Linked DNA regions of Homo sapiens: region 2 is linked to region 1. The links are chromatin loops, found by intact Hi-C in ENCODE. Cell type or tissue: mucosa of descending colon. All regions are shown on one strand. Region 1 overlaps SND1 (staphylococcal nuclease and tudor domain containing 1). Region 2 has its middle 23 kb from the start of MIR593.

What was found. A loop is a pair of places that touch in the nucleus more often than their neighbours do. Peaks named below come from ENCODE experiments on the same cell type or tissue, not always from the same donor. Only the 100,000 strongest peaks of a DNase experiment are listed, where the experiment ranks them.
Region 2: a loop joins it to region 1, with 5 times the contacts of the local background. A loop is called at or near these places in 10 of 110 quality-filtered maps.

Annotation. Positions count from the first base shown.
Region 1 is chr7:128,041,035-128,043,534 of GRCh38, forward strand. The region is part of intron 16 of SND1 (staphylococcal nuclease and tudor domain containing 1); the gene reads left to right. Among named protein-coding and RNA genes, the nearest start is that of LRRC4, 11 kb to the left of the region's middle. In mucosa of descending colon, no CTCF peak of the experiment used is centred here; no DNase peak of the experiment used is centred here.
Region 2 is chr7:128,103,114-128,105,613 of GRCh38, forward strand. No RefSeq gene overlaps it. Among named protein-coding and RNA genes, the nearest start is that of MIR593, 23 kb to the left of the region's middle. RefSeq lists an enhancer at 86-923. In mucosa of descending colon, no CTCF peak of the experiment used is centred here; DNase peaks (open chromatin) are centred at 573, 1,095 and 1,363.

The sequences.
Region 1 (2,500 bases):
AGGGACCCATGATGGAAATGTGGGCTTGAACTTTGTCTCTCTGTAGCTGGTACTCTTCATCCCACCCCTTCCCATCTTTGAGCAAAAGGACAAGCACTTTACCTTAAGAGCGGAGGGGGCCCCGGTGCAGGGGCTCCTGTCTATAATCCTAGCACTACAGGAGGTCGAGGATGCAGGATCGCTTAAGCCCAGGAGTTTGAGATTAGCCTGGGCAATATAATGAGACCCCCCATCTCTAAAATAATAATAATAACAATTTAAAAAATAAGAGGTGGAGGGCAGCGCAGCATTGGGAACACCGGGAAACCAGCCCAGCGCCCACACCACTGGCTATCCCATGAGTCATCAAACAACCAATGGGTGAATTGGCTAACATCCAGGTTCCTGGATGCTGCGTTCCTTTTTTATTATGACTTGAGCTTCTTCAGGAGTTAGATCTATCAAGCCTCCAATCTGCTCTTGCTCCACGTTTTTAGAGGCAACTCTGTCTGCAAATGCTTCCAGTGGAAAATCACCTTTATATCTAGAGGAATTGGGGATAGGTGAACATGATCTAAACGTGCTAGAACTCTCAGCTCCTCTATCAGATTTAGAAAGGATGAGAATGTCCCCAGTTTGTTGGTTGGCTAGTTGGTCTATTCATGTACATACTCTCTCACATTTACATACTGAGTTTCTCTGATACAGCTCTGAATTTGGCTAGAACTCACAGGTAGATTTGTTTGCTTATTTCTTTTTAACCACAGGTAACATGACCACCTTGAAACTTGTTCTGCCTCATCCCAACACCACTCCAAGCCATGAATCCCCATCTTTCAATGTTTACCTCACTACCAGCCAAGAATGCTAAGCAGGGTGTTCTGGGGAACCTTTCATCTTGGTCTACTTTAAACTGTTTCTCTGATGAACACCAGACTGAAATGGCTCTGGTTCTGATGGGGGGTGCTAAATCCCCAGCCTTTGTGCAGCTACCAGCTGGGGATCTGAGGGGTCTCCTACCATGATGCCTAGACACTGGCAGCCTGGCTAGAAGAGCTCTCATTCTCTATCACTTTCTTGGTGACTAGGGCCAGTTTGTATGGCAGCCCAGTGAGGCTACTCGATTTGTATTCAGTGCACAAACCCTGAAAAAAAACCCTGCCAGCCAGCAACTCTGAAAGGATGCTTTGTGTGAGTGAGCAGTGTCTGAGATGGACAGGGACTCTCCTCCCTCCCCTGAAAACAGCCTCTCTGGCCCAGCAACTTATTGGTGCTTTGGATCTGGCACAGAGCTCCTGGGGATCCCTCCCCAAGAGGAGACCATCTTGGGATCCCAGATAACACTGAGCAACTTACGCCCTGTCCTTCCTGCCCTGGCTTCTGGCAGTCAGCCTCCATGAGCCAGTCAGCAGGATCCATTCAAGGTGGTGCCCGTGTATGCAAGAGAGACAGTAAGTGGAAAAGGGGGGAGATGAACATGAACAGACCAACCAGCCAACAAACTGGGGATGTCGTCATTCTTCTCAGATCCTGCGAAGGCTGTAGCCTCTGCTCAGCACTGCTGCCCGTCCTGCCGGACTGGTCCTTCACTCTCTCCCCAAGCAAGAGCTGTGGTACCCTGAACCTGTTTGATTTCCTAACCCATTAAAGCTTTCTTTTGCACCTATTATCTGAAAAGGGGCAGAAATAAGAATTCTGCTCCTGAACATCTGGTAGCTGCAAGGTAAAATTCTTTACCAAATTGAGACCAAGAGGTGTTCCTGCCTGATGGGAGACCAGGCCTGTCAGCACCACCACCAACCCTGTCTTGTTTTTAATGCCACTGGAGGAGTTGGCTCCTGCCAGCTGCTATCTGAATCTGTCTCTTTTAAGATGTTATTTGTTATTAATGAGTTTTCTAACCACATAACCTTGACTCACTTGCTTAGGTGAACAAGACCATTCTCATTAAGTACTCTTTTCTGTGAAGGAAAAGAATTAAGTGGGTAATGAAGAACTTTCTAAGGGCTCACGCATACATGAGAGCCTAGAAGACAGCATCACTGGCACGTGAATGGCAGGCTGGGCTTAGTCTTCTACCCCCTGAACAGCTCCATCTTAGGCCACATCTCTTTGTGAGAAAAGCCAAAGAGGGTGGCTGAAGTATGTTTAATCAGGTGCCCATCTCAGAGGTTACACCAGGTCTCTCTCCCCTCTCATATTTCAGTGATGCTGGGTTTTTTTAATACCAGCCTCATCTTTGCCAAATTAAAACCCTCCTTGTATCTTGTTTGCCCTAATTATTTTGAATTTAGTCCATCATAAATAATATACATGTAATAAGGCCAAGGCAGGCAGATCACTTGAGGTCAGGAGTTCGAGACCAGCTTGGCCAACATGGTAAAACCCCATTTCTACTAAAAATACAAAAATTAGCCAGGTGTAGTGGCATGCACCTGTAATCCCAGCTACTTGGGAGGCTGAGGTGGGAGAATCACTTGAACCCCAGAGGCAGAGGCTGCAGTGAGCCGAGATTGTGCCA
Region 2 (2,500 bases), 62 kb after region 1:
ACCTGTGGCCAGCCTTTACTTGTTGGAAAAGAGCAGTCCTTAAGCTCAATTGCTCCAGGTTGATGCTTCCCTACTTTTTTTTATTTATTTATTTTTATTATTATTTTTTTTTTATTGAGACGGAGTCTTACTCTGTTGCCAGGTTGGAGTGCAGTGGCGCGATCTCGGCTCACTGCCACCTCCGCCTGCTGAGTTCAAGCCTCAGCCTCCTGAGTAGCCTCCTGGGTAGCTGGGACTACAGGCGTGCGCCACCACGCCAGGCTAATTTTTTGTATTTTAGTATAGACGGAGTTTCACCACTTTGGCCAGGATGGTCTCGATCTCCTGACCTCGTGATACTCCCGCCTCGGTATCCCAAAGTGCCGGGATTACAGGCATGAGCCACAGCGCCCGGCCCCTAGTTCTTTTTAAAAAACGCTAGATCCGTCCGCTGCGCTGAGTGGAGGCGGGGCAGGCCTCCGTTCTCCAATTGGCCTTATCCACCGAGCTCTCCCCTTGTGCCGGGCTCTGTGCCAAGCACATCACACGCTGTATCCTGCGGCCAGGTTGCTGTGGTCCAGGGTCGTACCCTGGTCCAAGGTCGCAAACCGAGGTGGGACTCCGATCCGGCAACCACGCCCGTGGCCCGGAAACGGCGTCCCCTGAGGCCCAGGAGAGGCCGGGCGGTGAGCGGCTGTGGAGCCGAGCGCGGGCAGTGCGGATGCTGCCTATGGGGGAGGCAGCCAAGGACGGAGGGCGAGAGGCGGTTCTTCCAAGGTCACCCTCTTCCGGGTTGCAAGCAAAGGTCAGGGGATCCCGGAATGGTTAGTGCAGGAGCTTCTCTGTGCCTTCCACGTCCTAGATCCTCAGAGCCTCAGAAACGGAGATCATCGTCCCCACCCCCATTTTACAGATGAAGAAACTGAGCCGAGGAAAGGAAGCGACTTGGCCAAGGTCGGAGAGCTCATTCTTTGCAGGGCGGGGTTTGGAACCCGGGGTCTGGCTCTCGGCAACGCGCCCTCGGCCCGCAGCCTCCTGCCCCCTGTGCCCCGCTTCGGCCCCCAGCGCAGCTGCAGAGGGGCCCCCCTCGACGCATACACTCAAGAGCCCGACCGCGCGGCTGAAATCGCGGAGCTCGGAGCCGCGGCTGGCTGAGCGATCGCGGTTCCTGGGCTGCGTGCGCGCCCCTTGGAGCTGAAAGGAGCGCCAGGATCGGGGGCGCTGCACCGGGCTGGGCCCCTCAACGCTCGCAGACCGGGCCGGGCTGCAGCTGGAGATGGCAGCAATCCCGGGAGGTCTCCGGGCCTCTTCAGGGTGCGTCCAGGAGGCGGGTTCCGTGCGACGCGGCGCAGCCCACCCCCACGAGACCGCTTAACTTCGCGGGGGCAGCCTCGGGCGCTCGGAGACGCGGAGGCCCAGACTGCAGCCTCCGGATGCTGGAAGCCCAGACTCCCTGGGGTCACCGGCTCTCCCGCCACCCCAGCTGCAAAGAGTCCCATTGCTTCACCGTCCGGAGCTTAGTCTCCTTGTTCCTCTACCAGTCCCTCCCTCCGCAGGTCTCTGGGGACTTCTGACCGCCTGTTCTTACTCTCCCCCTGCCCCCATACTTCCCGCCCTTGTCTCAGGAACGGTGATACAGTCATCGGATTGCTCTCCATCTCCTGTTAGTCTACACTGCACACAACTCAATAATCCGCTCCCTTCATCCGGGTGACAGAGACACAGATAATCTGAGCTAGTGGTGCTCAAAGTACCGGTCCCAGAACAGCAGCATCAGCATCTCTTGGGAACTTGTTAAAAATGAGAATTTGGGCCGGGCGCGGTGGCTCACGCCTGTAATCCCAGCACTTTGGGAGGCCGAGGCGGGCGGATCACGAGGTCAGGAGATCGAGACCATCCCGGCTAAAACGGTGAAACCCCGTCTCTACTAAAAATACAAAAAATTAGCCGGGCGTAGTGGCGGGCGCCTGTAGTCCCAGCTACTTGGGAGGCTGAGGCAGGAGAATGGCGTGAACCCGGGAGGCGGAGCTTGCAGTGAGCCGAGATCCCGCCACTGCACTCCAGCCTGGGCGACAGAGCGAGACTCCGTCTCAAAAAAAAAAATGCGAATTTGGGGGCCCCACCCCAGATCTACTGAACAGAAACTCTGTGGAGCCCAGCAGATGATTCCCATGCACACTAAAGTTTGCGAGCCACTGATCTAAACATTCTTTCATCCATTCATTCTTCACCTGGCCCACCCAGCATTGCCAGTGGGAGAGACACCCGCAAAGCACCAGGCTGTGAGCCCCACCGCCGTGCACTCTGAGACACTGTCCACTAGCTTTGGGATGGCAGGCAGAGGTACTCCAGCTTGGTCTAGTGCAGACCTGGGAATCAGGACCTGGAAAGGAGGCCCCAGGTGCCAGCCGGCAGGTTAGCTAATGGCGGCCAAGGGTTACCCCGGAGTGGGGAGTGGGGAGAAGCTGCCTGGTTTGGCCCGTGCTGCTGCACTCAAAGCACCTACCTTTCAAAGTGCAAG